2 separate regions of the Homo sapiens genome follow, and region 2 is linked to region 1. Evidence: read pairs that join two places in POLR2A ChIA-PET (ENCODE). Cell type or tissue: PC-9. All regions are shown on one strand. Each heading gives the region's core, and the rest is flanking DNA. Links, peaks and the distances in the headings are about the cores only. Region 1 overlaps SSH2 (slingshot protein phosphatase 2). Region 2 overlaps SSH2 (slingshot protein phosphatase 2).

Region 1 (11,499 bases), core at 69-2,568:
TATTTTATATCTTAATTTTAATTTTTTAAATGTTTTATATCCTAACCAAAAGTAACATTATACATTTATATAAATCTTGTCTGTATTTCTTGATATATTTCTTTCTTAAATAATTATCTAAGGCCAGGCACAGTGGCTCATGCCTGTAATCCCAACACTTTGGGAGGCCGAGGTGGGCAGATCATTTGAGGTCAGGAGTTCAAGACCAGCCTGGCCAACATGGTAAAACCCTGTCTCTACTAAAAATACAAAAATTAGCCAGGTGTGTTGGCACACACCTGTAGTCCCAGCTACTCAGGAGGCTGAGGCAGGAGAATCACTTGAACCCAAGAGGCGGTGGTTGCAGTGAGCCGAGATTGTGCCATTACACTCCAACCTGGATGACAGAAGAAGATTCTGTCTCAAAAAATAATAATAATGTTATTATTATTATTTAAAAGGGAACGGGGGGGATGCTATTCTTACAGTATTAATAATCTGGAGTGATTGGGGTGTGGTGGCTCATGTCTGTAATCCTAGCACTTTGGGAGGCCAAGGCAGGAGGATCGCTTGAGCCCAGGAGTTCAAGACCAGCCTAGGCAACATGGCAAAACCCTGTCTCTACAAAAAGTAAAAAATTGGCTGGGCATAGTGGCATGCCAGCTACTCGGGAGGCTGCAGTGGGAGTATTGCTTGAGCCTGGCAGGTCAAGGCTGCAGTGAGCCATGATCACGCCACTGCCCTCAACCTGGGCAACAGTGCAAGACCCTCTAATAATAATCATCATCATCATCTGAAGCAATGATTCTCCAACTTTAAAGTATATCAGAATCACATGGAGAGCTTTGTTAAATCACCAATTGGTGGACTCCACATGCAGAGTTCGATTAGTAAAGGGGAAGCAGAGATAATTTGTATTTTTAAGCCAGTTTCGAAACACTGCTGATGCTGCTGATCCAGGAATCACACTTGGAGTACACCTCTTTGAAAACCCATAACAACAGTCACTTGCACATACTGGATGCCCAATAAATATTTGCTGATAGCTTTCAACATTTGTGTGTTTTGGTAAAGCTAAAGCTTTAAAGAGATCTAACATCACTTTATCGTTTTCTCATTGATAACCTTCTGGAATTTGGTTTGAACCTCTAAATATTAAAATAATTTTAACTACATAGAGACTTGGAAGAACATGAAGGAAGCAGTTACAAAGGCAGAGCTGGCAATTCTTTTCTTACTAAAATATGCATCTTCAGCTGCTTTACATTTATAAAATATAAATTCAGAAAATGTAACTGATGCCTCTGAATTCAAAGTTCAAATGACAAGCCGTTTTACAGTTGTTTTGAGTTGTTACAAACACATAGTCATTATGTTTCAGCTTATTGAGTGAGTCATCTTCAAGAAAATGAGTCAATGCATTGTATGACTTTGGACAAATTAGCACTTCTGTAACTGAAAGGAGCATTTGTAGACTCAAAGCAAAGGCTTTTGTTTTGAGTTAAATTTGTAATGCTGAAACTCTGAAGATTTGTGCAGAAGGTTAAAAGTTTGATAGTCAACTGAAAGTCTTGTTTTTTTTTTTTTATTTTTTATTTATTTATTTATTTTTTTGAGACAGAGTCTTGCTCTGTCGCCCAGTCTGGAGTGCAGTGGCTCGATCTTGGCCCATTGCAACCTCTGCCTCCCGAGTTCAAGTGATTCTCCTGTCTCAGCCCCCCGACTAGCTGGGATTACAGGCCCATGCCACCATACCCGGCTAATTTTTTGTATTTGTAGTAGAGACAGGCTTTCACCATGTTGGCCAGGCTGGTCTTGAACTCCTGACCTCAAGTGATCTGCCCATCTCGGCCTCCCAAAGTGCTGGGATTACAGGCATGAGCCACCGCGCCCGGCTGAAAGTCTTGACTTCATTTTTTAAATAACCCAACCAAACCACACATTTTGCTTTAGCATTGAAAATAAGCCGGGCACAGTGGCTCACGCCTATAATCCCAGCACTTTGGGAGGCCGAGGCGGGTGGATCACGAGTTCAGGAGATCGAGACCATCCTGGCTAACACGGCGAAACCCCGTCTCTACTAAAAATACAAAAAATTAGCCGGGCGTGGTGGCAGGTGCCTGTAGTCCCAGCTACTCAGGAGGCTGAGGCAGGAGAATGGTGTGAACCCGGGAGGCAGAGCTTTCAGTGAGCCGAGATCGTGCCACTGCACTCCAGCCTGGGCAACAGAGCGAGACTCTGTCTCAAAAAAAAAAAAAGAGAGAAAATAGGACAAAGCCAATCTTTTCCTCCAGGGAAGCTCTGTGTTCCAAATACAGGCATCAAGCATTAACTGTAGTACTTAGAAAAACTGTAGCTAGTAAAATAAAGAAAGTGGTTTTATAGTACTCTTGCACGTTACCAAAGATCAACCATTTAATTAAAACATTAATCTGAGAAATTAAGAATTTTCAGGACATTTGAAGTAATTTCAATTGATGTTCTTAACTAAAGCTGAAGTGTTGATAAGGTACAAAGAGGTCTTTTTTGAGTATTTTGCAGGAGAATTCAAGAAAATGAGAAGTTTTATGATTTTGGTTTTCATCATATGTTGCTTTCTAAAATGGAAATTGGTTCATTTTTTCTAGCTATAAATGTATTATGTGGGGTTTTTTTTTCTCCCAAACAATGCAAAAAGGTATAAATAAAATAAAAATCACTCTGTATTCTACATTCTGAGAAAATCGTTCTCAGCAATTTGGATAAGTATCCTTCCACTCTTTTTTTAAATATGTATATATGAGAGAGAGAGTGTGTGTGTCTATGTGTGTGTGTGTGTCTGTGTGTGTGTGTGTGTAAAGAGTGAGAGGAAGAGCATTGTTTTGTTTCTACGAAAATGTGATAAAAATAGAAATACCTTTTTGTAACCTACTTTCTTCATAGTTTATCATGGATATCTTTCCATGTCAATAAATAAATCATGGTTTTTAATGGCTACACAGAATATAATTCATATTTAAGAATTTCATACAGACTGATTTAAAAAAAAATTCAGAGACTTCCTGAAGCTCTAATCTTTTTCTTTTGAAGACAGTGTTCTTTAGTTTACTAGTGTCACAAGTGAAGCCTGTTTTAATTTTGGCTATTGATTTTGCTTCATTCTTTTGACTAGCATTTAATATTTACCTACTTTTGGAACCTTTCTCTCTGATGGATTGGGTGAACTGCCTGTCTTAGACATTGGGCCTTTATAATGTAGTTTACTGGGGGTAATTAATTTCTTTTCACCAAGAGTCTTACATCATGCACACAGGGGCATGCATGTAAGACTCTTGGTGTAAAGAAATTAAGTCTTTTTTTTTTTTTTTTTGAGACAGAGTTTCACTCTTTTGCCCAGGCTGGAGTACAATGGCGCAATCTTGGCTCACCACAACCTCCGCCTCCCAGGTTCAAGCGATTCTCCTGCCTCAGCCTCCTGAGTAGCTGGGATTACCGGCATGCGCCACCACGCCTGGCTAATTTTTTGTATTTTTAGGAGAGACCGGGTTTCTCCATATTGGTCTGGCTGGTCTTGAACTCCCGACCTCAGGTGATCTGCCCGCCTTGGCTTCCCAAAGTGCTGGGATTATAGGCGTGAGCCACTGCACCCAGTGGTGAAAAGAAATTAAAGGCAAAGTTACAGTTTAAGCTTAAGGAGGAGTATTTCCTGATGTTAGATGATGCTGAGGAGAGAAGCTCTTTTTTTTTTTTTTTTTTTTTTTTGAGATGGATCTCGCTTTGTCACCCAGGCTGGAATGCAGTGGTGTGTTCTCGGCTTATTGCAGCCTCTGCCTCCTGGGTTCAACTGATTCTCACGACTCAGCCTCCTGAGTAGCTGGGATTACAGGTACATGCCATGATGCCCTGCTAATTTTTGTATTTTTAGTAATACTCCCACTGCAGCCTCCCGAGTAGCTGGCATGCCACTATGCCCAGTTTGTAAACTGCTTGTAATTAGGTTAAACATTTAAATTGGATGCCGAGGGAATAGCATTATTCTTTAATAGATGAGCTTTGAAAACAGATTGGGTTCTTCAGGAATAAAGAGGCAGGGGATGACTTCTCAGACCTACTTCAGTCCTAAGATTGCTGGATCCAATTCACCTGTAACTTGTAATAGGATTCCACATTTAGGCAGTAAATGTAGTTTCTTGGAAATATAATCTTAGTTACTATTGCTGCCAAGTTTTAAAGTCCAGAATAATTGTTTTGTTTAGACAATTAAAATGGACTTCAGTAGTGTCCTTTTCAAGGAGAACTTTAGTTGATAAATCAAATGCATCTCAATTATTGTCTTATTCCAGTCATTGATTTCAATATAGGTTCTGGAGACTGAAGAAACATTGGAAATGCTGTCCTTTTCAAAATTAGGATATTATGTACAAAATTGCCATTTTAAATTTATTTGATTGTGTTAATAAATTATTAGATTTTGCTTAATCTTATCTCCAACAGAGGAATACGAAATAAACCTTAAACCAGGATGGGCGTTAGACTTTTCCTTATGGCTGCGGCACATAGATTTTTAATTCCTTAACCTAGAATCTTGAAGCTTAAAAGGAACTTTTTTTTTTTTTTGAGAGTCTCACTTGCCCTGTCGCCCAGGCTGGAGTGGAGTGGCGTGATCTCAACCTACTGCAACCTCCTCCTCCTGGGTTCCAGCAATTCTCCTGCCTCAGCCTCCTGAGTAGCTGGGATTATAGACACATGCCACCACACCCAGCTAATTTTTTTTGTATTTTTAGTAGAGAGAGGATTTTGCCCTGTTGGCCAGCTGATCTCGAACTCCTGACCTCAAGCGATCCACCTGCCTCAGCCTCCCAAAGTTTTGGGATTACAGACGTGAGCCACTGCGCCCGGCCTAAAAGGAACTTTAATTAAAGTCTTGGGTTTATCCCCTCACATTTCAGAATTTTTTCTTCAAAGATTTTTATCTCATCCTTCTAATTAGGATATAGGTGTTGAATCAATACTGTAGGTACTGTCTAGAGGCCTGTGATCAAATTCCAGGAACTCTTAAGTGCTATTCTTCCATTTAAGAAGCTTAAAATTGACCAGTCTGGACAACATGGTGAAACCCCATCTCTACCAAAGATACAAAAAATTAGCCAAGCATGGTGGCGGGCACTTGTGGTCCCAGCTCTTTGGGAGGCTGAGGTGGGAAGATTGCTGGACCCCGGGAGGCAGAGGTTGCAGATCACACCACTGCATTCCAGCCTGGGTAACAGAGTGAAACACAAAAACAAAAAAGAAGCTTAAAATTGAATGGATCTGAGATATGCATGTTATTCAAGCCTAAGTCAGTATTAAATGTCTGGGGCCCTTCTCATTAGGTTTGGGAACTTCTGTTACAGTTTGAGTAAGCAAGGGAGAGCCAAACATTTGAAATGCTTTTGATATTATAAAATAAACTTTAAAGAGACATCTGGCCGGGCGTAGTGGCTCGCACCTGTAATCCCAGCACTTTGGGAGGCCGAGGCGGGTGGATCACAAGGTCAAGAGATCGAGAGCATCCTGGCCAACATGGTGAAACCCCATCTCTACTAAAAACACAAAAATGAGCCAGGCGCAGTGGCAGGTGCCCGTAATCCCGTTTACTTGGGAGGCTGAGGCAGGAGAACCGCTTGAACCCGGGGGGCGGGGGTTGCAGTGAGCCAAGATCACACCACTGCACTCCAGCCTGGGCGATAGAGTGAGACTCCATCTCGAAAAATAAAAAAAAAAAAACACTAATGTTTGCAATGAATATCACTTACAAAGAAACTCTTGCAGCCCACTTCTAACTTGGCTGGTAACTTGCATTATAGATAATACTTATGAAAGTTATATTTTTCCTTTTATCAGCTTTGACTTAGCCAATCAGTTGCCACTGGTTGGTGTAGGAGCTGTAAATAAATTGTCAGAAACAAAGTTCATTTGTTCCCAGGCCATTTGTATTTGAGCCTTGCCAGAAATTCTTGGAGCGTTGACAGAGAATAAAAGAGCCTCTAACACATTCAGGAAACTTGGGCCAAGGGAGGCCCAAATATAAATATGTAATAATATGCGAGATCTTGTTTATAAGAAAATCCAGTTTACCTGCACCAGGATTTGTGATTAATTAACATGTTGTAGAGTGTTTCTACAATCAGAGAAGGAGTCAGTACTGCCTCCCGGTCTGCCACATGTACATTTACTATTTATTCATTTTTCTGTGTGTATAATATCCCACCCTTGATCCCAGCCTTCTAGATCTTAGTCCATTTAAATGTTAGTTCCGCTTAGCTTCTCATAAGTGAATTTGGTTTTAAATGCTCAATTACTTCATGGAACATGAAGTCAAAAGTACAGCTCTCTATCTTATGCATTTGGCATCAGAATGGTAAGCATTACATTCTTGTTATATCCGTTCTTATTAGAAACAAGATTTAATGTAGCCACTTCTGCTGTTTGTGCTTCCCTAGCTTTTCCTAGGAGTATCAGAATAGAGACAAAAAGATAGCCATGGGAGTCTCACCTCTGCCTTGCTAAATGGGTCATTTGAGCCGTGTAACTATGCCTCTTTTTCCCTTGGCCTGGCCATTTTGGAATGGTGACAGAGTTAACAGGAGGGAGACTCCAAGAACAGCAGCACTGAAAAAAAAGTTCCAAATAGAAATTTCTGACAAATATAATGAGCCAGTTGATGGATTAGAATTCTGTTTCTCTAAGGAATAGGGGTTATTTTATACAGAAGAATTTGCCTCCAGAGCACATTTTTCTGGCTTCAAAGATCTGTCATTTTGCCAGGTGGGTGGCTCACGCCTGTAATCCCACCACTTTGGGAGGCTGAGGTGGGTGGATCACCTGAGGCAGGAGTTCGAGACCAGCCTGGCCATCTGGCCAACATGGTGAAACCCTGTCTCTATAAAAATACAAAAATTAGCCAGGCATGGTGGCATGTGCCTGTAATCCCAGTTACTTGGGAGGCTGAGGCAGGAGAATCGCTTGAACCCAAGAAGCGGAGGTTGCAGTGAGCCGAGATCACGCCATTGCACTCCAGCCTGGGTGACAGAGGGAGACTCTGTCTCAAAAAAACAAAAAGAAAAGGCTGGGTGCAGTGGCCCGTGCATGTAATCCTAGCACTTTGGGAGGCCAAGACAGGTGGATTGCCTGAGTTCAGAGTTCGAGACCAGCCTGGGCAACATGGTGAAACCCCATCTGTACTAAAATACAAAAAAAAAAAAAATTAGCCGGGCGTGGCAGCATGTGCCTGTAGTCCCAGCTACCCAGGAGGCTGAGGCAGGAAAATTGCTTGAACCTGGGAGGTGGAGGTTGCAGTGAGCCGAGATCACACCACTGCACTCCAGCCTGAGAGGCAGAGCAAGACTCCGTCTCTTAAAAAAAAAAAAACTGTCATTTTAAAACTATTATTAACAAATGAAAGAAGAGTAGCCTAGACTATATAACTCGATGAGGGCATAGATCATGTCTCTCTCTTCTACCACTGAATCCTCAGCACTTGGCATTGTTATTGTATATATAATATATGTGTAATAAATATTTGAATGTGTTGCCTGTAGTTGTTTTATTTTTAAGGCTTATAAGATACCTTTTTGAACTTATCAAGGCTGGGCGCGGTGGCTCACGCCTGTAAACCCCAGCATCTTGTGAGGCCGAGGTGGGCAGACCACCTGAGCTTGGGAGTTTGAGACCAGCCTGACCAACATGGAGAAACCCCGTCTCTAATAAAAATACAAAACTAGCTGGATGTGGTGGCGCATGCCTATAATCCCAGCTGCTCGGGAGGCTGAGGCAGGAGAATCGCTTGAACTCGGGAGGCAGAGGTTGCGGTGAGCCGAGATCACACCATTGCACTCCAGCCTGAGCAACAAGAGCGAAACTCTGTCTCAAAAAAAAAAAAAGAAAAAGAAAAGAAAGAAAGAAAGTACATCCTCACAAACTCATTACTGAGCTTTTTTTTTTTTTGAACCAGAGTCTCACTCTGTCACCCAGGCTGGAGGGCAGTGGGGTGATCTCAGCTCACTGCAACCTCCGCCTCCTGGGTTCCAGTGATCCTCCTGCCTCAGCCTCCTAAGTAGCTGGGATTACAGGCGTGCGCCACCACGCCCAGCTAATTTTTTTTGTATTTTTGGTAGAAACAGTGTTTCACCATGTTGGCCAGGCTGGTCTTGAACTCCTGACCTCTGGTGATCTGCCTACCTTGGCCTCCCAAAGTGCTGGGATTACAGGCATGAGCCACCGTGCCTGGCCATTACTCAGCTTTAATAACCATCAACCTTTTGTCTGATTTCTTTCATCTGTCCCCACTCCCTGTTAAATTTTTTTGTTGGAACATTTTAAAGTAAAACTCAGAAACCATGTCATTTCACTCCAGGTACTTAAGAAAAAGTCACAGTAACCACAATGCTGTTATTACATTAACAGTAAATCCTTAATTTCATCTAAGACCCTGTCCATATTCAGATTTTCTGAGGGTCCTTTTAAAATTTAATTAAGAATAAATTAAAACTTTTGACAAAAAATGAGAAGTTTCTAAAAATGCAATCTCCTTTCATTATCATCGAAACTGAAGAAAATCTTATAGTGCATTAACATGCAGGAATTCAGTATAGCAAAGTCAGTACTCCCCTTAGATGATGCTAATAGTTTGCTCCATATTATAATTGTTTGTGGGAATTGCATCTCTGAGACCAATGCTCACATTCATATACCTCACATTTCCCTCTTCAGTCTTTATTACACACTGTGGTAATTAGTATAAATTGCACTAATAACAAACATCTTATTGAGCATTTACTGTGTGCCAAGCACTGTGCTTTACTGTATTATTTTATAAGATTCTTAAAACAACCTGACAGTTAGGTATTATTATATCTCCCTCCAATTAATTTAGTAACTTACCAAAGTTTTTATAGCTAGTGTACGAGCTGAGATTTTAATTTATGTCTCCTAACTACTGGCTCTGCTGCCTTCGTGAGTATGCTTTAAGATGCTGATGAAAAAGGGTTGAAATGATCTGAAATTAATGTCCTAAATTTCATAATTTCTCTGTTGTCTGCTAAATTCCAGGCTGTAAGACTGGAAAGTACTTACCAGAATCGAACACGCTATATGGTAGTGGTTTCAACTAATGGTAGACAAGACACTGAAGAAAGCATCGTCCTAGGAATGGATTTCTCCTCTAATGACAGGTATGGTGGTACCATTTCAAAATGTGAAAACTGCTTTTTAAGTAACCTGTTCCAGTTGCTTTTTTTTTTTTTTTTTTTTAATGGGGACGGAGTGTCATCACTCTGTTGCCCAGACTAGAGTGCAGTGGCTCAATCTCGGCTCACTGCAACCTCCGCCTCCCGGGTTCAAGCGATTCTCCTGCCTCAGCCTCCTGAGTAGCTGGAATTACAGGTGTACACCACTATGCCAAACTAATTTTTGTATTTTTAGTAGAGATGGGGTTTTGCCATATTGGCCAGTTTCAAACTCCTGACCTCAAGTGATCCACCCACCTCAGCCTCCCAAAGTACTGAGATTACAGGCGTGAGCCACCGTGCCTGGCCCCAGTTGCCTTTTATCACAAAAATATCTTGTGCAGTTCTGCTGTTAAAGTACAAGACATAAAACTAAAGAACATAAGTATCTTAGCCACAGTCTTGAGAAACAAGAATGTTTAGTGAATGTCTTTGGTCGTGTGTTTCCAATTTACCATTATTCCATACCTTCATCTCATCTTTAGATAGTCACAATATAAAGCAAGTGGTTTCAAAGTTACATTTCCATGGAAAAAAAGCTGCCTTTTTATTTCTCTTTTTGAGACAGCGTCTCGCTCTGCTGCCCAGGCTGAAGTGCCGTGATGCAGTCACAGCTCACTACGGCCTCAAATTCCTCCTGGGCTCTAGGAATCCTTCCACCTCAGCCTCCTAAGTAGCTAGAAGTACAGGCATGCACCACCATACCCAGCTATTTGGTCTTTTTTTTTTTTTTTTCCTTATTTTTCTGGAGAGAAGATTTCCTTATGTTGGCCAGGCTGGTCTTGAATTCTTGGGCTTAAGCAATCCTCCCACTTCGGCTTCCCAAAGTGCTGGGATTACAGGCATGAGCCTTGCACCTGGCCTACTCTATTGTAGTCAGTAATGATTCACTTTGGTGATTCTAGGGCACCTACCCTTTGTGGTAGTATACCAGTAGTCCCAGATACAAAGAGATCCCACTTAAACTACAGTCTGTTTTGTTTAAACCTTGCTTTTACCAAATGCTATGCCTCCTTTTTCCTTCTATTGAGTTAAAAAGGATGGTGGGCGGGGCGGGGATGGGGTGGTACGGGATGGCTCCTTAAACTCAAAGCAGAACTTTTTATGTACCTTTGGCTTTAGCTGTACTTTACATTCTATGATGAAAGATGACACACAACACCTGGCCTTTTCGTGTGTCCTTAAGGTTTGTTGCTTTCCTTTTTTATTTTTCCCACTTTTTCTGGAGAAACCTTCGGAAGACTTTGGAATGTGGCTGCTAAGCAGATCTTTACGCTGTGGATAATTAGCCTCAGGAAATCCTGCCAGATGTCTCAAAGCATTGACTTCCTGGTTCAGGATTAGAATGGAACTATGGGGTAGCTAGGGGTGTGACCCAGGCCTAGGGAAATTTAGCCACAAAGAGAGGAGGAGCCTGGGAATGATTCTAATTTTCCTGATGTTGAGGGGAAAAAATCACTTTGTCACTAGAAAGTTTCCCAAACCAATGTTTACCTTATTCCTATATAGAAGTCAACCTGAAAATGACTTGGGGGTTCACAGGAATTCCCAAAGCCAAAGTTATTAGCTTGTATACCACTTAACAGCATTTAATTGTAGGCTCTGAATTTACACAGGCTTGTAAACCAGATTTAGGAAGATTTCTCCTGCATGGTTTTAACTTCTGATTAAGCAACAGAGCTTTCAGTAAGCATTTTCCTATAACAGCACCTACCTTGTTTACATTCATTAGGATTTTAGGACCTCTAATTTAGGTTTTTAATCTTTCTAGATCTGTGTTGTCCAGTATAGTAGCCACTAACCATATGTGCCCCTTCCTTCCTTCTTGCCTGCCTGCCTTCCTTCCTTCTTTCATCTTCCTTCCTTTTCTCTTCTCTTCTTTTCTTTTTTCCTTTTTGTGAAGAACACAGTCTCTCTGTGTTGCCCAGGCTGGTCTCAACTCCTGAGCTCCTGCCTCTGCCTTCCTGAGTGCTGGGATTATAGGCATGAGCCACTGCATACAGCATGCACGTGTCTTTTTAAATAGATTAAAATTAAATGAAATTTCAATTCCTCAGTTCTAACTAGTCACATTTCAAGTATTCAGTAACCGTATGTGCTAGTGGCTATCGTATTAGACAGTACATGTATAGAACATTTTCCATTCTTGCAGAAAGTTCAGTTGGACAGCACTGTTCTAGCTCATATTTCCTTTGTTCAGTTCTCCCTGACCCCCTCCCTTGAAAACCCTATAAAACAGGAACAGGAACCTCATGAAGCTTCAATTGAATCTTCC
Region 2 (17,228 bases), core at 7,355-9,854, 100 kb before region 1:
ATGTCACAAACTACTAGTGTTTGAAACTAGCTTTGAAGACTGGAAAAGAATATAGGAGAGGGGAGAGGGGCTTTCTAGGTTGATACAACAGCATGAACAAAGGAAGTCAATAGGTACGTTTGGAGAATGATAAATGAGATGACTTGGATTGGAGCAAATAGAAAGTGTAAAGAATCTTGAATGATAAGATTTGGGAAAATATTGCTTAACACTCTGCTAGCCCAGTGTTCAAGGCTGACAGCATCTCCCTCCACCAAGCCTACTTCTCAGCAAATATTACTTCAGTGCTTCTATATTTTCCAGACATATTTTATTTAGTGACCTGTTTTTATGATCAGGTAGTAAACAGATTAATAAGAATGCATTAATCTTTCAATTAATACTTAATGGAGCCAGGCATGGTGGCTTATGCCTGTAATCCCAGCACTTTGGGAGGCTGAGATAGGTGGATCACTTGAGGTCAGGAGTTTGAGACCAGCCTGGCCAACATGGCAAAACCCCATCTCTACTAAAAATACAAAAATTACAGGGGGTGGTGGCAGACACCTGTAATCCCAGCTACTCGGGAGGCTGAGGTATGAGAATCGCTTGAACCCAGGAGGCAGAGGGTGCAGTGAGCCGAGATCGCACCACTGCACTCCAGCCTGGGTAACAGAGTGAGACTCTGTCTCAAAAAAAAAGAAAAAAAAAAAGAAAAAAAGACTTAATGGTTCCTGAACACCCTAAAATTAAATGTAATACCTTACTGTTTCTAGGTCAATTTTTTCTTAAGAACATAAGAAGTAATTATACTCTTTAAAAGCTATTTAACAATAGGGCTCTTGGAAATTTGATCATAAAAAAGCCAACAAATATTTAGTCATTTAATTATTAAATTAATTAAATGTTTAATTAATTAAACATTTAGTAATTTATTTAATTATTTAATTATTTAATTTAGATATTCTCGTTATGTATCAGAAATTATTCTGTTCACTAAGAAACTAAGAGCTGTCTCTACACTTTTCTCCTGGTAATTTCCAATGTTTTGAAGAGATTGACTGGCATTTTTCAGTAACAATGTGTGAAGTTACTTGACAAGAAAGGCTGTTATATCTGGTTTCTGCACTTGTTAGAATAGAATGGTAAGCATTCCACCTTCAGCTACCATTTGAATGCTATTGTTCAAGATAACTGCATTACCCGATAGTTACTCTTATTAAATAAGAAATGTTGTGTCTTTGCTTTTTTGGCGGTGAATTCTGCTGAAATTAACATAATTGAACATTTTTTTCATTCCTTTTAAATCCATTTTACCCTAAGACCTACAATGCTTTGATATGCTTAGTTTTTTTTTCCCTCAAGTTTTTTTTTCGAAGTAAACAGAAGGGAAAGCAAATTATTCATTTGGCTGGCTATTGAAACATAAAGAAAGAAAAAATTATTTGGGGATCTTGTGTTAAAAACACTGTTCTGATTTGCTTTTTGGGGGAGCCAAAGGAATTTTCTACGCTTTTGGCACTACTTTGAAGTGTAGAAGTCATAGAGGAAAGATGCAAAGGATATTACTTTATTAAAAGCCATGAAAAAAGATATTCCTTCTTCTTCAGCTCCCTCTGAATTGCCATCTTGGGTTATAAGTATCAAAGTAAGATTTTTAGTTTAGATGCAGCTGATTATAGCAGAAAGATAGACCCACGTTCAAATCCTGACTCCACCATTTATGACCTTGAATAAGTCCCATAGGGTGTGGTACCCATTCAGTGAAACAACATATAAAGTACCTAGCCCATCGTAGTACTCAATAAATGTAGTTCACCCCTGTAGACATAACTGGTTTTGGCTGCTTGTGCCCTATAAGAAAGCATCAGGGGTGTTTTTGCTTTTTACTTATCCACATATTCTCATCACAATTCTCATAGGTAGAAAAATCCACCAAAAAACTGAAAATAATTTGAATTATCCTTCTTTTGGTGTGCTTATTTTAGAAATAAGGGCAAGGCTATGAAACTAGTAGTAGCCCATAAACCTATGAAAGGATGCCCAACCTCATTAGTTAATCTCAAGACAAAGCAAATTAAGACCATAATGAGATAAAACATTAGACTGGCAAAAATAGAAAACATCTGATGATCCTGTGTTGGCTAGAATTTAGATCAACTAAAACTCTTACTCTTTCTGGTGAGAGTATAAATCAGTACAACCACTTTGGAAAATAATTTGGTACTATCTTGTAAAGTTGAACCTTTATTTACTCTATGACCCTGCAGTTTCACTCATAGGTATATATACTGTTGATATATTTTGCATGTACACCAAAAGACACGTACAAGAATGCTGATAGCAGCATTGTGTATGTCACCAAAAAAATAGAAACAATCTAGTCTATGTAAATAGAATGGATAAACTATGATATATTCGAATTTTACCCCATCAAAAATGAGTGAACTATAGCTATATGTAATAAGTAGATGAATCTTTTCAGGATAATATTTAGTTTTTAAAAAGCATATTGGGAAAACTACACACAGTATAACACAGTTTTTAAGCCCTCAAACAATCAAAAATGAGTAATACATTGTTTAAGAATGTAGGCATATGTAATTTTTTAAAAAACAAGGGAATAAATAATGCAAAGAGGTAGACCCAATAGGCAAGTTAAAACAAAATTCTAAAAAATATTCAAATAATACCAAAGAAGGCAGAAAAGGTAGAACAGAGGAATACAAATACAGGCGACAAACGGAAAATAAATAGTAACATGGTGGACACAAATCTAACAATATCAAAAATTATATTAAATGTTAACGTACTAAACACCACAGTTAATGGCAAAGATTGTCATAATGGATAAAGTAAGGTTCAAATGCTGTCTGTGGGCAAAAAGCAACAACCAGTTTGTACCTCAATTTCTTCATTCCTAAAATGGGATAATTATAATGCTGTCTCACATTTGTAGAACAGTGTTAGTGTAGAATAAACACTCAATGAGGTTATGTAATATGCATAACGATAATAATCATAATGGTTATGATGTTCTTTCTGTAAAAATTCAAATATGCCAAAAATATGGCCTATTGATATCTTTAAAGAGACATTCTTTAAAATATAAAAGATTGAGCTGGGCACGGTGGCTCACACCTGTAATCCCAGCACTTTGGGAGGCTGAGGTGGGCAGATCACGAGGTCAGGAGTTCGAGACCACCCTGGCCAATATGGTGAAATCCCACCTTTACTAAAACTACAAAAATTAGCCGGGCACGGTGGTACACGCCTGTAATCTCAGCTGCTTGGGAGGCTGAGGCAGGAGAATCGCTTGAACCCAGTGAGCCGAGATCCCACCACTGCACTCCAGCCTGGGCAACAGAACAAGACTTTCTCAAAAAAGAAAGAAAGAAAAAATGATAGAATATGTTCATGACTAGAGGGTAGGCAAAGGTTTTTAAGAACCTGAAAACAATAACCATAGGGGAAAAGAATTGCCAATTAGAGTTAAGTTATAACTCTCACGCATTGTTGATGAGGGTATAAAGCGGTGTAAATGCTTTGGGAGAAGACCTGGCAATTTTATATGAAACTATACATGCCTCTGTCTTGTGACCCAAAAGAAATAAAAACTTATGTCAATCCCCCCCAAAAAAAAACTTCACAAAAGAATATTCATATAATAGCTTTATTTATTTATTTAATTTTAGAGTCTCACTCTGTCTCTCAGGTTGGAATGCAGTGGCGTGATCATAGCTCACTGCAACTTCAAACTTCTGGACTCAACCGATCCTCCCACCTCAGCCTCCAGAGTAGGACTACAGGTGCCATGTCTGGCTAACTATTTTATTTTTTTGGTAGAGACTGTGTCTTGCTATTTTGCCCAGGCTGGTCTCAAACTCCTGACTTCAAGTGATCCTCCTGCGTCAGCCTCCCAAAGTGCTGGGATGACAGACATGAACCACCATGTCTGGCTAATAACTTTGTTCGTGATAGGCAAAAACTCAAATATCCCAAATGTATCCATCAATAAGAGAATAAATAAATGAACTCGTATATTCATGTGATGGAATCCTCAGCGATAAAAAGGAATGAACTGCTATTTTATGCAACAACGTGGGATGAATCTCGAAAACATTATGCTGAATATTTTTCAAAAATCTTCCCATAAAGTAGTACATAGTATATAATCCCATTTAATGAACAATGGAATCATATCCTGTGTACTAATTTTTTATGGCAAAAATCTGTGGTGGAAAACCAGAACAGGGTTGCCTCAGGAGTGGGTGGTGCCACATTTTGACTGGGAATGGCTGTGAGAAAAATTTCTGAGGTGATGGAAATGTTCCATTTCTTGATAGCAGTTTGAATTACGTAGACACATACATTTGTCAAAACTCATTAAATGGCGCACTTAAGATTTGTATATTTCATTGTATATAAATTTTACCTTAAAAAAAAAAAACTGGCCAGGTGTGGTGGCTCATGCCTGTAATCCCAGCACTCTGGGAGGTCAAGGCAGGAAGATCACTTGAGACCAGAAGTTTGAGACCAACCTGAACAACATAGTGAGACCCCGTATCTACAAAAACTTAAAAATAAAGAACAAAATTAGCCAGGCCTGGCAGTGTGCATCTGTAGTCCTAGCTACTCAGGAGGGAGAGGCAGGAGAATTGCTTGAACCCAGGAGTTTGAGGCTGCAGTGAGCTGTGATAATGCTACTGCACATACTACAGCCTAAGTGACAGAGCAAGATCTTATCTCTAAACAAAAAAAAAAAAAGAAAGGAAAAAACTATAAAGAAATACTGAATTCTAATTAATTATTATGCATTTAAAGGCAGATGTACTGATATCAGTAACTTAAATCGAAATGCATCCAAAAAATAAGATGGATAGATGGACAGATAGATGAATAAACATATGATTTTTAAAAAGTATAGAAAATATTGGCTAGGCATGGTGGCTCACGCCTATAATCCTAGACCATGGGAGGCCGAGGTGGGCGGATCACCTGAGGTCAGGAGTTCGAGACCAGCCTGGCCAACATGGAGAAAGCCCGTCTCTACTAAAAATACAAAAATTAGCCAGGCCATGGTGGCACATGCCTGTAATCCTAGCTACTCAGGAAGCTGAGGCAGGAGAACCACTTGAACCCACGAGGTGGAGGTTGTAGTGAGCTGAGATTGCGCCACTGCACTCCAGCCTGGGCAACAGAGCGAGACTCCGTCTCAAAAAAAAGTATAGAAAATATTAATGATACAATCTAGATGGTAGATATACAAGTTCGCTATAAGATCTTTCAATTTTATGTTTGAAATTTTTTAAATAATAAAATGAGGTGGAAACAAAAAAAGTATAAACTGGGATAGTAGTCACATAATAGAAAGAGGAATGGGAAATAAGAGGCAAACAGAAGCAACAGTGTTGGTACTATTATAGCTCTTAGGTGGAATGGTGTTCATAGGTATTAATTTTGTTATTGTACCTCATAACTTATATGTTAAACATATTCTTATATAATATTTAATGCAATTAAAAAATAATGTGGCCGGGCACGGTGGCTCACGCCTATAATCCCAGCACTCTGGGAGGCCGATGGGGGTGGATCACCTGAGTTCAGGAGTTTGAGACCAGCCTGGCCAGTATGGCCAAACCCCATCTCTACTAAAAAATACAAAAATTAGCCAGGCATGGTGGCGGGCACCTGTAGTCCCAGCTACTTGGGAGGCTGAGACTGGAGAATTGCTTTATCCTGGGAGGTGGAGGTTGCAGTGAGTCGAGATCGCATCACTGCACTCCAGCCTGGGTGACAAGAGTGAGACAACGTCTAAAAAAAAGATAAGGAAAAAAATGTGAGAAGACTGCATTATAATTTGAGATCTATTAATAATAACAGTACTGAAGCACTCTTTGTTAAATGATATTCCAGGAAATCATTTCTATTTATTACAGTTCTTTGGGCACAAAAATCTAACATTTACATTTGTTTATCTGAGTCTTTTATTTTCATTCTTGCAAACTTTCCAGGTTCTGATTATTGATTCTAGAGACAGCTCTTTCCCATTTTAAACCTTTTTTCAGTCTCTAAAGGGCATACCTTTCTAACCTAAAACCTCTCTCTTATATGCAAAGAGTGTAATACACTATGACACTTTCTACCTGTACTCCTTCTGGAAGCAGAATCTTTGTTTTGTTCTTCCTTTGTGGAAAATAAAAAAAGAGAGACAGAGAGAAAGACATGTTTGAAATGAATAATGAAATGTTGTAGGATATTTTTGTAGTAGTTATTGTTTTTTCTCTAATTCTTTTTCAGTCTTATCAGATTAGCTTATCCTTGTTTTTCAACGTGCTTCCTTGGTCTCTCAAGAAACCAGATTGCAGCTGGGCATGGTATTTTGTGCCTGTAATTCCAGCTACATGGGAATGAAAGTTACAGAGCTAGGCTTGGTTGCCCAGGAAAGGAGGCAGAATGATGTAAAGGTAGATGAGGATGGCTTCATAAATGAAAATGCAGGTGACTTGTTGGGCAGACAGTACACATATTCTCTGAGATTATTTTTCTCCTTCTACCTAATAGTTCTGTGTTTGCCAGATAGGGCAAAAGTGATGAGAGAACAAATACAAATTGTCAGGGAGCAAATTTAAAGAAAAAGCCTCTTCATCTTTCCTCACTTTTCCTTCATGTCAATATTCTTGCCTCTGTGAAGATCAGTATAATATCATAACATATACTAATTTTTAACCCAGGGCAAGGAGAGGTAAATGATAAGCTTTTTCAGCTAGCTGGGAGTCAATATTTCTTCGTTTTAATTCTTTACCACATGAGTCTCCTTGGACAGCTTATTTCCCTTTTGCTTCTTCATCTGTAAAATATTCATTGAGTCTAAATTGACATAAGTTATAAGACTTTCTATTATTTTATGTGCCACACTAAGAAGAAATAAATATTGTAATTGAACTATGATTCAGTGCTTTTTGTTGTCATCATTGTTTGGCATCCCTGGGTGGGTCATTAACCATCAGTGCTTTTATATGACATTGATTTATCCTATGTTACTGTGTGTATTTGAATAAATTAAAAATAATTGGTACCATCAACCTTCTGGGTTTATAAAGAATAAGTACAGTAATGTACTTAAATTGAGGAACACAGTGCCTAGCACATTGTAAGTACTCAACAAGTGGTAGCCATTATGTTGATGTTGATGGTGATTTGATCATGAGCACTCTCTTTTAAGTGGTGTTCATTGTTTAGGTTGTTCTTTGGGGGTCAGAATCATTAATAGGTTATATTGATGAGATTTATTGGTGGTAGTCAGAATGCCCACTCGTTTTGAAGCTGAAGTAGCATAACAGTAAAATAACATGTTTAGTTGGTTTTTGGAGGTAATTGTTTTAATGAATAGCACTTCATTGTCAATGAAATTTGTTCATGGACTACTGTTGAAGTTACCTCCAGGAGTAAGTTCTATTGACATCAACTTCCTGGGTTGGTTGAAGTCACTTTTTTTGAAGAGAATTTAGTTCAAGTATACAACATGAGTAATTTAGTTCAAGTACACAACATGTGAAACTTAGTAAAATTATATTAGTGATATTATGATATGAAACCTCAGGTTTTAATTTTTTTTTTCATTTTCTGTCTATACAGGAGGCAGACAGTGGGGAGGAAGAATGCCGGTCACAGCCCAGGAGGTATGTTTGTTCATTATATCCTACGGCATTTTTGTTGTAGGATATTTTTGTAGTAGTTATTGTTTTTTCTCTAATTCTTTTTCAGTCTTATCAGATTAGCTTATCCTTGTTTTTCAACGTGCTTCCTTGGTCTCTCAAGAAACCAGATTGCACCTGGGCATGGTATTTTGTGCCTGTAATTCCAGCTACTTGGGATTGCTTAAGGCCAGGAGTTTGAGACAACGTATCAGGACCTTCCTCCGTTTTTTAAAAAAAAAAAGAGTAAGAGCGAATGCTTTAGGAATCCAGTTACTGACTCAGAAAGATTTTTCAATGGTACATTGGTTTAAAAAGAGGCAGAAAGGTCAATTTTGGCTCAGTTTTCACCCAAGCATCCAAGGAATTATCTTGGGGGTAATAAAAAAGCAAAATTTCCTTACCTTTCAGGAAAATATCAACTGAAGAACATTTCAGCCTTCAGTTTTGTACTTAATTTGTCATTCATATTTGATAAATTTTGGCAATTCTTGCAGATTGGTAAATATTTCACTTTGTTTCTATACAAAGGGTATACTGAGTAAGTATACTGAGTAACCTACCTAATCTTTTAAAATGCAATGAAATATTTTTACCCTCTTCTCATGGAATAGTGGGCATGTTGTTAGAAGGGTGCCAGTACCCAGTAACATTAAAAGAAAACAATTGTGAGAGAAATCTAGGAAGTATAAAATAACATTTATTTTATCTCCTTTAAGGGTTTTTAAAAGTAACTCCCTCCCACAAGAAACAGGCCTGGTAAGTTCTAGATGGTCATTTCAATGTTACCAAACTTGTATCCTCTGAACTCAAATGAGCCATTCTAGATGATACAGAGAAAGGATCAATAAGCATGCTCATTGTGAAGAAGCTGGCTAAAGGGAATGCTGCTTTAATAATTATCAGGCCGGGCGCGGTGGCTCACGCCTGTAATCCCAGCACTTTGGGAAGCCGAGGCAGGCGGATCACGAGGTCAGGAGATCAAGACCATCCTGGCTAACACGGTGAAACCCTGTCTCCACTAAATACAAAAAATAAGCTGGGCATGGTGGCGGGTGCCTGTAGTCCCAGCTACTCAGGAGGCTGAGGCAGGAGAATGGCGTGAACACGGGAGGCGGAGCTTGCAGTGAGCCGAGATCGCGCCACTGCACTCCAGCTTGGGCTACAGAGCGAGACTCCGTCTCAAAAACAAGAACAAACAAAAAATAATAAAAATTATTATTATTATTATCAGGTGTTTGTTGATATATACCTCCTTCTTGTAAACTACAACTTAATATAAAAATAGTTCCTTTTCATCAGTAACTGAGATTATCGGTAGTTTTTTTCCTGATTTGTTAACACATAAATTGTGGGCTTAAGGCTTAATTTCTCGTGTCTCTTAGCAAAGAGAAGTGTCCTTCTTTTGCATAGGGCTAAGGAGGTAGAAACCAAAAATAAATTTTAGCTGAATGTGTACCAGAGGCATCGTAATCATATTCCCATTAGAATGAAAAAATAATTCTTATATTTTCTAGAAGGTCAGATTTAAAGCTCTCTGAGTCAATTTCAAGCTTTATATATTGACTCAATATCCACTGGAATAATGTTGTTCCAAAAAATTACCTAATGATGAGGCAATGGAAGTCATTCTCTTATTCACAGTACTGAATTGTCAAGCCATTAAGAACTATAAAGGCCAGGCGCGGTGGCTCACACCTGTAATCCCAGCACTTTGGTAGGCCAAGAGTCTGAGAACAGCCTGGCCAACCTGGTAAAACCCCATCTTTAATAAAAATACAAAAAAAAATTAGCCAGGCATGGTGGTGCATGCCTGTAATCCCAGCTACTCAGGAGGCTGAGGCAGAAAAATCACTTGAACCCAGGAGGTGGAGGTTGCAGTGAGCAGAGACCACACAACTGCACTCCAGTCTGGGCAACAAAGTGAGACTCTGTCTTACTAAAAAAAAAAAAAAAAAAAAGAGGAAGAAGAAGAATCATAAAGACCTGTTTTTAAGTTTTTGGCAATACTTTGTCACTTTGACCAGCAGAGGGTTTTTGCAGGCTTCTTCTATTCACAAGAGGATTACTTATAAAAATAAGAAATGAAAAAAACCTAGTAGCAACTATTAAAAAATCAAAATTTGCTAATCTGTTATAATGTCTTACATTTAGTGTGTTTGCCAAGCTATTTCTAAATCTAAAGGCTTTAGTCCGACTCGAAGCAAAGAAACTTATCTTACCTGCCAGTTGAATGCCCCTTGTAGCTATACGGTATGTAAGAGATTGATTTTTGTATGTTTGACTGCTACAGATTGTTCAGAGTTCTCCATCACTCACCACAGAATAAACCAGCATTGAATCATTTCATTAAGCATGCCTGAACTCATCTTGTCAGTTTGTGGGTTCAAATGTAGCTTGTAGTAGGAAATTAAATAGTAAACAGCATATCATTAAAACTAAAGGCCAGTTCCAGGTAACAAAGAAGACATTGCATTAATAATCTGTTATTTTTGCCAGGGGCAGTGGCTCATGCCTGTAATCCCAGCATTTTGGGAGGCTGAGGCAGACGGATCACATGAGGTCAGGAGTTCAAGAGCAACCTGGCCAACATGGTGAAACCCCATCTCTGCTAAAAATACAAAAAATTAGCCGGGTGTGGTGGTGCATGCCTGTAGTCCAGCTACTCAGGTGTCTGAGGCAGGAGAATTGGTTGAATCCTGGAGGTGGAGGTTGCAGTGAGCCGAGATCAAGCCACTGCACGCCAGCCTGGGCAGCAGAGCAAGACTCCGTCTCAAAAATTAATAATAATAATAATAATAAATCTTAACCAAATGCCATTTATTGACAAAGTCATAAAAATAATCTTTCAGACCAGGTGCAGTGGCTCACACCTGTAATCCCAGCACTTTGGGAGGCCATGTGGGTGGATCACCTGAGGTCAGGAGTTTGAGACCAGCCTGGCCAACATGGCGAAATCCTGTCTCTACTAAAAATACAAAAATTAGCTGGGTGTGGTGGCATGAGCCTGTAATCCCAGCTACTCAGGAGGCTGAGGCAGGAGAATCACTGGAACTCGGGAGGCAGAGGTTGCAGTGAGCTGAGATTGCGCCACTGCAATCCAGCCTGGGCAATAGAGCAAGACTCTGTCTCAAAAAAAAAAAAAAAAATCTTTCAGTACAATTAGACCAAACTATGATGGCTTTGTTCACAGATAACAACCATAACTACAAAAATAGATAAATTAGACTACATCAAAATTTCAAACTTCTGTGCATCAAAAGACACTATCAACAGAGTGAAAAGGCAACCCATGGAACAGAAGAAAATATTTGCAAATCATAAGGGGTTAAATCCAGAATGTGGATATAAAGAACTACAGCTCAATAAAAACAAAACCCTAGTCAGTCCACTATAACAAAATACCTAGACTGGGTGGCTGAAACAACAGACATTTATTTCTCACAGTCCTGGAGGCTGGGAAATCTAAGATCAAGGTGCCAGAATGTTCATGTGAGGGTGTTCTTCCGGGCTTGCAGACAGCCACCTTCTCTCAGTGTTCTTACTTGGTGGGGAGAAAGAAAGAGAGAGCACGTTCTGGTCTCTTCCTATTCTTTTAAGGACACGTCATGGGGGGCTCACCATCATGACCTCATCTAACCCTAACTACCTCCCAAAGGCCTCGCCTCACTTTCGAGGGTAGGGCTTCAACATATGAATTAGCAGGGGGCACAAGCATTAAGTCCATAATATTTTGCCCGGGAACCCACAAAATTCATGTTCTCATACACAAAATATATTCATTCCATCTCAACATCTTTAAAAGACAAAACATTCCAGCATCAGTTCTGAAGCCTAAAGTCCAAAGTTTTATATCATCTAAATCAGATACAAGTAAGACCAGGAATGATTCATTCTGAGCCAACATTCCTCTCCAGCTGTGAACCTGTGAAACCAGGTAAATTAAGCACTTCCAAAATACCATGGTGAGGTAAGCATAGGATAGATTTCCTATCTCAAAAGGTAGAAATCAGAAGGAAAGTAGGACTGATAGGTCCCAAATAAGTTTAAAACTTAGCAAGGCAAATCCCCTTAGGTCTTAAGACTTGAAAATAATCCTTCTTGGTTTGATGCTCTGCTCTCCAGATGCACTTGAGTGGCAGCGTCACCCTCATTGCTTCATGTGGTGGCCCTGCCCCTTCAGCTCAGTGGAGTGCCATCCACAGGGCTCTCTGCAAGAGCCCTGCCCACACAACTCTGCTTGCCAGTGGTCCTAGCCTTTGAAACTGAAGTGAAGACAGCCTGCTCCCTGATCGCCACCCATGGTGGGTGTGATGAGAGTAGAAGCCCTGATGATCATCACTGAATTGCCTTTGGGGGGATCCTTCTTCCCCTTTCTTGAAGGATAATGCGTAGTCACAGTCTTCCTTTATTCCATTTCATTTTCTCTGTTTCCCTTAGTCCTAGCTGGCAGTATTTCTGTTTGCATAATCCCTTCTCTATCCTGGCTTCTATTGAGATGGCTGATTAGGCCTGTGGTTCACACCAACACTACCCTCCTTATATGGTCAGTCAGCCACACTGTTGGTGTTCCCTTCCAAACATGCTTTCTCATTTTTTGCAATATGCACAGGCAGAGAATGTTCCAAGTAAGTTCTGGTTCCCTTTTGCTTAACTATTCCTTCTGCAATTCATTTCTCTCTTTTTGCATTTTATTATAGCAGCCAGAAGGAGCCAAACCACTCCTTCACCACTTTGCTTAGAAACCACTGTAGTTGAATGTCCAATTCCACTGTTGCAAGTTCTACCTTCCACAAAATACTAGAACACAAACACAATCCAGCCCAAGTTCTTTGCCACTTTATAACAAGGATTGCCTTTTCTCCATTGTCCACTAACATGTTTCTTGTTTCCATCTGAGCCTTCGTCAGAAAGGGCTTTTCCATCCATATTTCTACAAATATTCTGTTCGTGGTTCTTTATGTATTCTCTAAGAAGATGGAAGCATTTTCTCCAGATCTCCTCTATCCTTTCTGAGCACTCACCAGAATTGCCTTTAGCAATCCCTTCATGGCAATCTTGGCTTTTTCTAGCATGCACTTCAAAACTCTTCTACCCATTACCTGGTTTCAAAGCCTCAGCACCCCATTTCTCAGGACCAATATCTGTATTAGTCAGGGTTCTTTAGAGAAATAGAACCAAAAAGGGTATCTCATAGAGATAGATAGATATATATAGAGAGAGGGAGAGAGGGAGGGAGGAAGGGAGGAAGGGAGGAAGGGAGGGAGAGAGTGAGGGAAAGAAAGAAAAAAGAGAGAGAAAGAAAGAAAGAAAAGAAAGAAATTGATTCTAAGTAAATGGTTTACATTATTGAGGCTGAGAAGTCCCAAGATCTGTAGGCTGGAAACCCAGGAGAACTAATGGTATAGTTCCAGTCCAAGTCCAAAGGCTTAAAGAACTAGGAGAGCCAATGGTGGCTCAGTCCACCATTTGCTGAGTCCAAGTCTGAGTCCGAAAATAGAAGACCAATGTCCTTGCTCAAAGGCAGAAGGAGGAACTTCTCCCTTATTCAGCCTTTTGTTCTATTCAGGCCTTCAATAGATTGAGTGAGGACTACCCACACTGGAGAGGACAGTCTGCTTTACCCAGTCTACTGATTCAAAGGTTAATATTATCCAGAAACACCCTCACAGATAAGCCGAGAATAATATTTAACCAAATACTGGACATCCTGTGACCCAGTCAGGTTGATGGTTGACACATAAAATTAACCATCATACAACCCAATTAAAAAATAAGCAAAGAACTTGAATAGACATTTCTCCAAAGAAGATAAACAAATAAGCAATAAGCATATGAAAAGATGCTCAAGGCCGAATGCAGTGACTCATGCCTGTAATTCCAGCACTTGGGAGGCTGAGAAGGAAGGATTGCTTGAGCCCAGGAGTTTGAGACCAGCCTGGGAAACATGGCAAGACCCCATCTCTACAAAAGATAAAAAAATTTAGCCAGGTGTGGTGTCACACACCTGTCCCAGCTACTCAGAATGTTGAGGTGGGAAGACTGCTTGAGTCCAGGAATTAAAGGCTGTGGTGAGCTAAGAAGGTTCCACTGCACTCCAGCCTGGGTAACAGTACAAGACCCTGTCTCTTAAAAAAAAAAAAAAAATCAAAATCACTAATCATTAAGGAAATGCAAATTGAAACCACGGTGAGATACTACCTCATACCCATTAGGATGGCCACTATCAACATAAAGCGTTGGTGAGGATATGGAGAAATTGGAAGCCTTGTGCACTATTGGTGGGAATGTAAAATGGCATAGCTGCAATGGAAAATAGTATGGTGATTCTTCAAAAAATTAAAAATAGAATATGATCATATGATCCAGCAATTCCACTTCTGGACTCCTGGGTAGATACCTAAAAGAATTGAAAGCAGGGTCTTAAGAGATTCATACACCCGTGTTCATAGCAACATTATTCACAATAGCCAAGAGATGGAAGCAACCCAAGTGTTCATCAACGATGAATGGATAAACAAAATGAGGTATTATATGTACAGTGGAATATTGTTCAGCCTTTAAAAAGGAAATAAGTTCTGACATGCCACAACGTGGGTAAAAATGAGGACATTAAGCTAAGTGAAATAAGCCAATCACAAAAAGTCAAATACTGTATGATTCCACTTACATGAGATACCTAGAATAATCAAATTCATGCGGACAGAATAATGGTGACTGGGGGATGGATGGAGTGGGAAGTTATTGCCTAGTGGGTACGGAGCTTCAGTTTTGGAAGATGAAAAAAGTTCTAGAAATGGATAGTGGTGGTGGTTGCACAACATTGTGAACGTACTTAATGCCAGTGAACTGTACACTTAAAAGTAGTTAAGATGGAAATTTTTATGTTTATTTTACCACAATTAAGAAACAATGTATTTATGCCATACTAGCCCCTTTTTGTGATTGATTGATTGAGACAGGGTCTTGCTCTGCCACACAGGCGGGAGTGCAGCGATACAGTAATGGGCTCAGTCCCACTTGAGCCTCCCAAGTAGCTGAGACCACCGGCATGCACCACTATGCCCAGCTAATATTTTCTGTTATTTTTGTAGAGACAGGGTCTCCCTATGTTGCCTAGGCTGGTCTCAAACTGCTGGGCTCAAGTGATCCTCCTGCCTCAGCCTCCCAAAGTGCTGGGATTACAAGTGTGAGCCACCATGGCTGGCCACCTTTTTGTGATATTTGAACTCCAGCAATATTTTTTTTTTCTCAGAAGACAGGCATAAAAAGATAACATAATTACAGAAAATCAGGTTTTATATCATTGACTATTGTTGCAGTACTTTTCCTTAGTTCAGCTAAAGACAGAGTTATTGTCCCATGGCAACAAAAATTTAGGCTCACAGATGATTGAAGGGTGAGAATAATGGGATTTATGGGGCAAAAAGGAAAACAAAGGGGGAACAGGGACTTTCTGCAAGGCTAGAATTCCTGCTGGTTCCTTCCTGCCTTGCAGTTTGAATCCCAGGTTTCACAAAGGAAGAGGAGGGGCCAGGCTCCTCCCCATGCAAATTGTGCGAACTTCCCGAAGCTCCACCTCAGTATGCAGGCTGGCTGGAGTTTTGCCAGGGAACCTTTCCAACCTGTTTGTCTCACTATTTGGTCAAAAGATAAATGGATGAAATTTGATGCCAGTATTTCCTTTGCATATTTATGAACTCAACTTTTTCTTGTGTGATGACCCACTTTGCTGACCGGGGAATAGCCAGGAAAATAACTATAGAAGTAAACAGGGCCGGGCGCGGCGGCTCACGCCTGTAATCCCAGCACTTTGGGAGGCCGAGGCGGGTGGATCACCAGGTCAGGAGATCAAGACCATCCTGGCTGACACGGTGAAACCCGGTCTCTACTAAAAATACAAAAAACTAGCCGGGCGTGATGGCGGGCGCCTGTAATCCCAGCTACTGGGGAGGCTGAGGCAGGAGAATGGTGTGAACCCAGGAGGCAGAGCTTGCAGTGAGCCGAGATCGCGCCACTGCACTCCAGCCTGGGCTACACAGGCAGACTCCGTCTAAAAAAAAAAAAAAAAAAGTAAACGGACTGGGCGCGGTGACTCGCGCCTGCAATCCCAGCACTTTGAGAAGCCGAGGTGGGTGGATCTCGAGGTCACGAGTTCGAGACCAGCCTGGTCAACATGGCAAAACCCCCATCCCTACTAAAAATACAAAAATTAGTTGAGCGTGATGGCACGCTCCTGTAATCCCAGCTACTCAGGAGGCTGAGGCAGGAGAATCGCTTGAACCCGGGAAGCAGAGGTTGCAGTGAGCAGAGATGGTACCACTGCACTCCAGAGCCTGGGCAACAGAGTAAGACTCTGTCTCAAAAAAAAAAAAAAAAAAAAAAAATGAAACGCCAATATTCAAACATATTAACTGTAAACAGCTGTCTCATATGGGTCAACCTAATACAATTATAAGATGATAAATAAAAATGAACAAGATTGCACTGAAATATATCTTGCAATCTCAGGACACCTTTTTTAAGGTGAATAGTGAATAGTTATGATAGGAAACAAAGTACTTTGAGATCTTAATTTAATTTTAATTATAGTAGAATTCTTTCATTCTTGTGTGTGCCAACCCCAAGATAAGAACTGTATAAAGTAAGGAGTTTTACATTTCTTCTCTCAATTCCAGCAATACATATAATATATTATACTTTTTTTGATTACTTTGAAAATGAAGAAATTATTTTTCATGTTCAGCTGAAACCCTCCCCTATTTTTAAGCCTGGTTTCTTCCTCTTTAGTCTTTCATGGACATAAAAAATTACTCACCATCTGCTGAAAAAATTCTTCACCTTTGAAAATTTGGTCTTTATAAGGGAAAAATGAAGCAAAATAAAAACAAAACAAAAAGAAAATTTGGTCTTTTCCTCAGTTGTTTCAAAGATAGCAATGAAAATAAAATTTGCAGCAGAGGAGAGGAAAAAAGCAATGTGGGCCAGAGCTGAGTCATGATGAATGAATGGGATTTAGATAGGAGAACAGAAGAAAAGGGTAGCATTCCAAACATAGGAGAGTGGGGAGAATGGAAGGATATCATCAAAAGTCTGAAAATAGGAGCTAATGTGTTTTAGGAAAGTAAGAAGGTAACTGTCTATACCTTAAAAGCAGAGGAGTTTCAATTTGATAGATCTATGTGTAGAAGAATGACATGACTAATTCTAAATATCACCAACCATTATTCAGGAGGTCATAGGATTCACAACTTCCCTAATTATTCTTTTTTTTTTTTTTGAGAAGGAGTCTAGCTCTGTCACCCAGGCTGGAGTGCAGTGGGGTGCAATCTCGGCTCACTGCAACCTCCGCCTCCTGGATTCAAGTGATTCTCCTGTCTCAGCCTCCCAAGAAGCTGGGATTACAGGCACCCGTCACCACACCCAGCTAATTTTTGTAACCTGACCTCAAGCGATTCACCTGCCTCGGCCCCCAATTACTCTTTTTTTTTTTTGAGATGGAATCTTGGTCTGTCGCCCAGGGTGGAATGCAATGGCACAATCTTGGCTCAT

Evidence for each region. ChIA-PET counts read pairs that join two places held together with the same protein. Peaks named below come from ENCODE experiments on the same cell type or tissue, not always from the same donor. Only the 100,000 strongest peaks of a DNase experiment are listed, where the experiment ranks them.
Region 2: POLR2A ChIA-PET joins it to region 1 with 5 read pairs; 7 of 35 experiments call an interaction of 5 or more read pairs at or near these places.

Annotation. Positions count from the first base shown.
Region 1 is chr17:29,682,234-29,693,732 of GRCh38, reverse strand. SSH2 (slingshot protein phosphatase 2) reads left to right here. Exons shown (of 16, transcript NM_001282129.2): 6 at 9,049-9,170. Among named protein-coding and RNA genes, the nearest start is that of SSH2-AS1, 48 kb to the right of the region's middle. In PC-9, for the core only: no CTCF peak of the experiment used is centred there; a DNase peak (open chromatin) is centred at 1,432; H3K27ac peaks cover 1,562 bases.
Region 2 is chr17:29,784,327-29,801,554 of GRCh38, reverse strand. SSH2 (slingshot protein phosphatase 2) reads left to right here. Exons shown (of 16, transcript NM_001282129.2): 3 at 7,618-7,661. Among named protein-coding and RNA genes, the nearest start is that of SSH2, 140 kb to the left of the region's middle. In PC-9, for the core only: no CTCF peak of the experiment used is centred there; no DNase peak of the experiment used is centred there.